Regions from separate parts of the Homo sapiens genome. Here region 1 is linked to region 2. A link is an interaction called in ENCODE POLR2A ChIA-PET data of the cell type or tissue named here. Cell type or tissue: OCI-LY7. All regions are shown on one strand. Each heading gives the region's core, and the rest is flanking DNA. Links, peaks and the distances in the headings are about the cores only. Region 1 has its middle 7.6 kb from the start of RBX1. Region 2 has its middle 32 kb from the start of MCHR1.

The links. Peaks named below come from ENCODE experiments on the same cell type or tissue, not always from the same donor. Only the 100,000 strongest peaks of a DNase experiment are listed, where the experiment ranks them.
Region 1: POLR2A ChIA-PET joins it to region 2 with 13 read pairs; 5 of 35 experiments call an interaction of 5 or more read pairs at or near these places.

The regions. Positions count from the first base shown.
Region 1 is chr22:40,941,565-40,945,954 of GRCh38, forward strand. No RefSeq gene overlaps it. Among named protein-coding and RNA genes, the nearest start is that of RBX1, 7.6 kb to the right of the region's middle. In OCI-LY7, for the core only: no CTCF peak of the experiment used is centred there; a DNase peak (open chromatin) is centred at 2,147.
Region 2 is chr22:40,709,228-40,713,617 of GRCh38, forward strand. No RefSeq gene overlaps it. Among named protein-coding and RNA genes, the nearest start is that of MCHR1, 32 kb to the left of the region's middle. RefSeq lists enhancers at 2,378-2,672, 2,696-3,212, 4,176-4,390 and a silencer at 2,486-2,605. In OCI-LY7, for the core only: no CTCF peak of the experiment used is centred there; no DNase peak of the experiment used is centred there.

The sequences.
Region 1 (4,390 bases), core at 161-4,160, 230 kb after region 2:
GGTGACACACGCCTATAGTCCCAGCTACTCGGAATGCTGAAGGAAGAGGATTGCTTGAGCCCAGGAGTCCAAGGTTGCAGGGAGCTGAGATCACACCACTGCACTCCAGACTGGGCAACAAAGGGAGCTTGTGTCTCAAAAATATACATATATTTTTTATTTCTCTTATCAGTGTTGTGTAGTTTTCAGCACACAAGTCTGAAGTATGTTTTGTTAGATTTACACCTAACTATTTCACTTTTTGGATGATTAGAAGTGGCATATTCCTTTCAATTTCAGTGTCCACATATTCTTAGCTAGTATATACAAATACAATTGATTTTGGTATGTTTATCATGTATTCTGTAACCTTGCTGAACTCATTTAGTTGTAAGAGTTTTGCTAGATTCCTTGAGATTTTCTACATAAACCATGTGTCATCTAAAAATGGGACAGTTTTATTTCCTCCTTTCCAACCTGTATGCCTTTTACTTCCCTTTTTTTTTTTTTGAGACAGAGTCTCAATCTGCCACCCAGGCTGGAGTGCAATGGTGCGATCTGGGCTCACTGCAACCTCCGGCTCCCTGGTTCAAGCGATTCTCCTGCCTCAGCCTCCCGAGTAGCTGGGATTACAGGTGTACACCACCACATCTGGCTAATTTTTGTATTTTTGGTAGAGACGGGGTTTCACCATGTTGGCCAGGCTGGTCTGGAACTCCTGATCTCAGGTGATCCACCCGCCTCAGCCTCCCAAAGTGCTAGGATTACAGGCGTAAGCCACTGCGCCTGGCTACTTCCTTTTTTTTTTTTTTTTTTTTTTTTGGTCTTGTCCCACTGGCTAGAAGTTCTAGTGCTATAATAAATAACAGTGAAAGAGTGATGAGGCCTTTCTTGCCTTGTTCCCAATTTTAGGAGAAAGTATTCAGCATTTCACCATTAAGTACACTTGTCCCTTGATGTCCATGGGGGATTGGCTCCAGGATCCCCCACGTATACCAAAATCCCAGGATCTTCAAGTCCCTGAGATAAAATGGTGTAGTATTTGCATATAACCTAGGCATACCTTCCTGCATCCTTTAAATTATCTCTAGATTACTTATAATACAATGTAAATGCTATGTAAATAGTTGACGTACCATATAGTCTAGATAGGAAATAATGACAAGGAAAAAAAGGCTGTACATGTTCAGTACAAACACAACATCCTTATTGGGTTTTTTCCCCCAAGTATTTTTGATCCCTTGTTGGTTGAATCCACAGATACAGAGGACCAGAGGTATAACATCGGCGGGTTTTTGTACCTGCTCCTTATCACATTGAAGAAGTTCCCCTTCTACTTCTGTTTTTCTGAGAATTTATATCATGAATGGATGTTTAATTTTGCAAATGTTTTGTGTGCACCTATTGATATAATCATGTGATTTTTCTTCTTGAGCCCATTAATATGGAAGAATCCATTGATTTATTTTGAAATATTGAACCAGCCTTGCATCCCTGGAAAAAACCCCACTTGGCCATGGTGAATAATCATTTTTATATTTGCTAATATTTTGTCCCATTAACAAAAATTTTAAAAATGTTTGTAGCTATCATTTGCTAATATTTTGTTGCGGATTTTTGTGTGTATATTCATGACAGTTATTATTTCTGTAGTTTTCTTTTTTGTACTCTGTCTGGTTTTGTTATCAGAGTAAAACTAGCTTCATAAAATTATAGATGATCCTCAACTTTTTGTTTTTTCCTTTGAGACAAGTTCTGGGTCTGCCCAGGCTGGAGTGCAGTAGCACGATCTCAGCTCACTACAGTTTCCACCTCCCATGCTCACGCTTGTAATACCAGCACTTTGGGAGGCCAAGGCAGGTGTATCACTTAAGGTCAGTAGTTCGACACCAGCCTGGGCAACATGGCAAAACCCCGCCTCTACTAAAAATACAAAAATTAGCCAGGCATGGTGGCATGTGCCTGCAGTCCCAGCTACTCAGGAGACTGAGGCACAAGAATCACTTGAAGCCGGGAGGCAGAGTTTGCAGTGAGCCGAGATCACACCACTGCACTCCAGCCAGGGCAACAGAGTGAGATTCTGTCTCAAAAAAAAAAAAAAAAGTTATAGGGCTATTCAAATTATTTCATCTTGGATGACTTGTGGTAACTTGTTTTTGAGGAAGTGATCAATTTTGCCTAAGTCATTAGATTTTTTTTTCTTTTTTTTTTGAAACAGGGTCTCACTCTGTTACCCAGCTGTAGTGCAGTGGTGCAATCATGGCTCACTGCAGCCTCGACCTCCTAGGCTCAAGAGATCCTCCCACCTCAGCCTCCCATGTAGCTGAGACCACAGGTGTGTGGCACCATGCTGGGCTAATTTTTTTTTATTTTTTGTGAGGCAGGGTCTCACTATGTTGCCCAGACCAGTCAACTCCTATGTTCAAGCAATCCTCCCACTTCGGCCTCCCAAAGTGCTGGGATTACAGGTGTGGGCCACTGCACCTGGCTTGGACTTATCTATTTCTACTTTTAGGTCTGTCAGTTTTCACTTCACATGTTTTGCAGTGCTGTTTTTTAGTGCATACATATTTAGGATTGCTATGTCTTCTTAGTGGATTGACTCTTTTAGCATCGTATAATGTCCCGCTCTTTCTACGTTAATTTTCTTTGCTCCAAAGTCCACTTTAGTTTATTTTAGTATAGTCACTCTTGCTTTCCTTTGATGAATGCTTGTATGACACAACTTTTTTCATCCTTTTACTTGCAACTTGCCTATATCATATCTGTAGTGAATTTGTTGCAGATAACATACAACTGGTTTTTTTTAAAATCCACTCTGCCAATTTCTTTTAATTGGCATATTTAGACCATCTGCATTTAATGCAATTGTTGATATGTTAGGGCTGAAGTCTGTCATTTTATTTTTTTCTATTTTTCTAATCAGCTTCCTCAGGTTGAAGTGATTATTTTATTTTTGAGACAAGGTATCACTCTATCACTTACACTAGAGTATAGTGCCGAAATCGCAGCTCACGGCAGTCTTGACATTGGTGGGCTCAAGTCATCCTCCTGCCTCAGCCTCCCAAGTAGTTAAGAATACAGTTGTGCACCACCACACTCATGTTTGTGTGTGTGTGTCTGTGTGTGTGTGTGTGTGTGTGTGTGTGTGTATTGTTTGTAGAGATGAGGTCTCATTATGTTGCCAAGGCTGGTCTCGAACTCCTGGGCTCAAGGGATCCTCTTGCCTTGGCCTCCCAAAGTGCTGGGATTACAGATGCGAGCCAGCGTGCCCCACCTCATTTTATTTTTTGTTTTCTGCTTGTTCTCTGTTTTTCTGCCTTTCTGTGTTAAACATTTTTTACAATTCCATTTTATCTATAGTGTTTCTCTTCTGAGTGTGTCTCTTTGTATAGCTTTTTAAGTGATGGCTCATATATACATGACTTATGACAGTCTACTAATGTCATCATTTTACCAGTTTGAGAGAAATATAAAAACCTTACCTCCCTCTGTGTCCCTTCACCATTCCCAGTTTATACGATAATTGTTTGAAATATTTTCTCCATATAGATTTAGGACTATATTAGATAATGCTATAATTTTTTTTTTTGGAGACAGAGTCTCGCTCTGTCACCCAGGCTGGAGTGCAGTGGCACAATCTCAGCACATTGCAACCTCTGCCTCTCGGGTACCTGGGATTATAGGCATGTGCCACTATGCAAAGCTAATTTTTTTTTTTTTTTTTTTTTTTTTAGCAGAGACGGGGTTTCACCTTGTTGGCCAGGATGGTCTCGAATTCCTTTTTTTTTTTTTTTTTTTTTGAGACGGAGTCTCGCTCTGTCACCCAGGCTAGAGTGCAGTGGTGCGATCTCAGCTCACTGCAAGCTCTGCCTCCCGGGTTCACGCCATTCTCCTGCCTCAGCCTCCCGAGTAGCTGGGACTACAGGTGCCCGCCACCACACTCAGCTAATTTTTTTGTATTTTTAGTAGAGATGGGGTTTCATCGTGTTAGCCAGGATGGTCTCGATCTCCTGACCTCGTGATCCACCCGCCTCGGCCTCCCAAAGTGCTGGGATTACAGGCGTGAGCCACCGCGCCCGGCCTCGAATTCCTGACCTCAGGTGATCTGCCTGCCTTGGCCTCCCAAGGTGCTGGGATTACAGGCATGAGCCACTGCGCCCGACCTAAAGTAAAAATTATAGCATTCCCAGCACTTTGGGAGGCCGAGGTGGGCAGATCATGAGGTCAAGAGATTGAGACCATCTTGGCTAACACAGTGAAACCCCATCTCTACTAAAAATACAAAAAATTAGCCAGGCGTGGTGTCAAGTACCTGTAGTCCCAGCTTCTTGGGAGGCTGAGGCATGAGAATTGCTTGAACCCGGGAGGTGGAGGTTGTAGTGAGCCGAGATGGCCCCACTGCACTCCA
Region 2 (4,390 bases), core at 72-4,071:
ATTATCTCATAGTTCTGGAGGCCAGAAATCCAAAATCAAGTTCTCAGGTAAGTTGGTCCCTTCTGGAGGCTCTGAGGCCCACACAGGCACCACTCCAGTCTCTGCCTCAGTCTTCACCTGGCTCGCTTTCTATGTCTCTGTGTCTCAAATCTCCTTCTCCTTTAATAAAAATTGAAAGACAGCAGGGCACGGTGGCTCATGCTTGTAATCCCAGCACTCTGGGAAGCCGAGGCCAATGGATTGCTTGAGCCCAGGAGTTTGAGACCAGCCTGGCCAACATGGTGAAACCCTGTGTCTACTAAAAATACAAAAATTAGCCGGGCCTGGTGGCAGGTGCCTGTGGTCCCAGCTACTCGGGAGGTTTAGGTGGGAGGATCGCCTGAGCCTGGGAGGTCAAGGCTGCAGTGAGCCATGATCACGCCCCTGCACTCCAGCCTGGGTGACAGAGTGAGACTCCGTCTCAAAAAAAAAAAAAAAACCCAAAAAACAAAAAAACCAACCAGACCAAAACAAACAAACAAAAACAAGCAAGCAAACAAACAAAAAGCACACTGCTAATGAAAAAAGGGTTCTTATGTTGATAGGCTTGAAAGGATAGGATTCACAGATTCACAGGATGTCAGGGCTGGTAGGAACCTTAAACACTGCCAAGTCATAAGCACAGGGCCTGGGGAGAATGAGCTAGTGCATGATATTATCGTGCTTTCCTCTTTTGCACTCCCTTTTGTGTGACCTCCTTCCCCTTCTGCCAGAGGCATCTGTTTGCCTCAGAGACGATTAGGATTGCAAAGAGAAATAGAAAGCCAATACGCAGCTGTGGACATCCAAAAAAATATTCCTCTGTGTAAGGCAAAGTAATAGCTTTGAAAGCCAGTCTTTGCCAAGAGAGAAAAGGATTTTCTAAACAATTTAGGCACGTGTTAACATATCAAGAGCTAGGCCTGTTGGACTAGATCACTGAGTTTTGCTGTGTGTGCCTGGGGTGGAAGGAATCCAGATGTGATGCAGTGGCTGTGGCCCCAGGATGGCTGCAAAAGGAAGCAGAGGCAAGGGACACAGGCCGTCCTACTACTGCTTCTTAAGCTCCTCCTCCAGGCCAGAGGCAGGGGTTGAGGGAGGTGCGTGTTGGAAGGGTTGAGGGACAGCTAAAGGCACAGGATCCTCAGCCCTCTGTCTTTTTTTTTTTTTTTTTTTTTTTTTGGAGATGGAGTCTTGCTCTGTCACCAGGCTGGAGTGCAGTGGCATGATCTTGGCTCACTGCAACCTCCGACTCCTTGGTTCAATCAATTCTCCTGCCTCAACCTCCCAAGTAGCTGGGATTACAGGCACCCGCCACCACACCCAGTAATTTTTTGTATTTTTAGTAGAGACGGGGTTTCACCATGTTGTCCAGGATGGTCTCCATCTCCTGACTTTGTGATCTGTCTGCCTCGGCTGCCCAAAGTGCCAGAATTACAGGCGTGAGCCATCGCGCCCAGCCTCCTCTGTTTTATTTGGAGCCCTAGGAAGTATCCCATAGTGGTCTGGACACTGTGTCCAGCAATCAAGAGGACAGGAAGTAACAATGAGCTGGGAAATGACTGCACAGGTGAGCCTGGGCCCCACACTTGGCTCCCCACGGCCACAGGGCATCCTGAAATCCCTCCAGGATCTGACCAGGGGACTTGCAAGAGCTGAAGGGCCTTGAGATTCCCAGAGTGTCAGGGCAGGAAAAAGAGACCAGTATATGTGCAGACCTCACAACAGGAACTCAGCCATGAGGACTCACCGGGCAGGGAGTGTCAGCAGGGCACTCCAAAAGGCCCACATGGGGGCTGGGCACAGTGGCTCACGCCTGTAATGCCAGCACTTTAGGAGGCTGAGGCAGAAGGATCGCTTGAGCTCAGGAGTTCAAGACCAGCCTGGACAACATAGTGAGAGCCAACCCCTACAAACAAATTTTTTTTTTTTTTTTTAGACAGAGTTTTGCTCTTATTGCCCAGGCTGGAGTGTAATGGGGCAATCTTGGCTCACTGTAACCTTCGCCTTCTGGGTTCAAGCAATTCTCCTGCCTCAGCCTCCTGGGTAGCTAGGATTACAGGCATGCGCCACCACGCCCGGCTAATTTTTTATTTTTAGTAGAGATGGGGTTTCACCAGATTAGCCAGGCTAGTCTTGAACTGCTGACCTCAGGTGATCCACCCACCTCGGCCTCCCAAAGTGCTGGGATTACAGGCATGAGCCACCACACCCAGCCTCCAAAAAAAATTTTTTTTAATTAGCTGAATGTGAAAAAAAAATTAGCTGAATGTGGTGGCGTGTGGCGTGTGGCTGTGGTCCCAGCTACTTGGGAGGCTGAGGCAGGAGGATCACTTGAACCCAGGATACTGAGGTCACAGTGAGCTATGATCGTACTACTGCACTGTAGCCTGGGTGACAGAGCGAGACTCCATCTCAAACAAAACAGAACAAAAAAACCAAGTATTTACAGAGACATGAGTCATCGAGAGGCTATCTAAACCGAGATAAGCTGCAGTGCAGTGATGACAGTTTCTTTCCACTTCCCCGGAGGGGCTCATGGCTCAGCAGATCAGCTGCAGGAAAGAGAGAAACATCGTCTCTCCGTGCGCCTTTCCTTGTATATTAATCTGCGATCCTGCTACACATGCCACTGTCAGTCAGGCCATGCTACGAAGCCTGGGGAGAACAGGGCAAGATTTCCGAGGCCTGGCCGGAGGCAACAGGCACATAGAAAAGGGGTATGGGGTCCGGAAGGTGCAGAGTAAATGTGTGCGTGGGGCAAGATTCCCCCAGGGATGGCTACAGGCACAGTTGCCTCTAGGATGGGATGTAGAGAAATCAAATTCAAGGGTACAAGTAAATATCTTTATATACCCTGGGGGCGACAGAAGGAAGCTTTTTGTGGGAGAACCCAGAAAAGAGAGCTCAGAAGGAGAAAAGTCTCCTAAGCTGCTGGGTAGAGACGGGCTGTTTGAGGTTTTTTTTTTTTTTTTTGAGACAAAGTCTTGCTCTATCACCCAGGCTGGAGTGCAGTGGCACGATCTCTGCTCACTGCAATCTCTGCCTCCCAGGTTCAAGTGATTCTCTTGCCTCAGCCTCCCGAGTAGCTACAGTTACAGGAGTTGGCCGCCATACTCGGGTAATTTTTTTGTACTTTTAGTAGAGATGGGATTTCATCACATTAGCCAGGCTGGTCTCGAACTCCTGACCTCAAGTGATCCTTACACCCCGGCCTCCCAAAGTGTGAGAATTACAGGTATGAGCCACTGCGCCTGGCCTGGGCTGGTTGAGTTTAATACAAAAGTCAAGGATCCTTCTCCTCGGTTCACTTAGTCCTCCCCACGGCCCTCGGCGTTTGGCATTCTCTCTTTTTTTCTTTTTCTTTTTTTTTTTTTTTTTGAGACAGGGTCTTGCTCTGTTGCCCAGGCTGGATTGGAGTACAGTTCGTCATCATGGCTTACTACCTCCCCGGCTCAAGTGATCCTCCCACCTCGGCCTCCTGAGTAGCCAGGACCACAGGCATGTGCCACCATGTCTGGCTAATTTTGTTTATTTTTTTGTAGAGATGTGGTCTTGCCATGTTGCCCAGGCTGTCCTCGAACTCCTGGGCTCAAGGAGTTCCACCCACCTCAGTCTCCCAAAGTGCTGGGATTATAGGCGTGAGCCACCACCCCTGGCAGTCCTCAGCATTCTTCAAACAAAACTAGGGCTGGGCATGGTGGCTCATGCCTGTAATCCCAGCTCTTTGGGAGGCTGAGGTGGGAGGATCTCTTGAGCCCAGGAGTTCAAGACTAGCCTCGGCAACATAGTGAGACCCTGTCTTTACAAGAACAAAACACAAAACAACAGAGTCGCTGTTTTCCCTCAATTCTATAGCAAGGACGAAATCAGGGAGTCCACAGGGCGCATGGATTTGAACCTGGGTCTATCTGGCTCCGCACTATGCTTTCCCTGCTATATCCCACTACCTGATTGAAGGAGAGAGATGGGACTTCTGAGGACAAGGGAACCTTCAGGTGAGGCTGGAGGTCAAGTCCCTAAAGACTTCCTTGCTTAGGGGGAGATTTAATGATTGGCCGCCATCATCTCAAGAGAAGAGACGATCCCTCTCCTGCCTGGTTTGCTTGACCGAACAACCTCACTGTGGAAGGTAGTGGTGAAGGGACACCACCTTGAGATGAGGTGGACCTGGGTTCATATTCCTGCACTGAGATCTTAGGCAAAACACTTAAGCTTGTGGAGCCTTAGATTTCATTCTTATAAAAATGGGATAACAATTTCCACCTTACTAAGCCGTGAAAAGCATTACATGAAGGGGAATGTAAATTGTGTGCCTACCACAGAGCCCGATACAGAGAACAGGTGAAAAGAACTGAATTTAACTCTACCT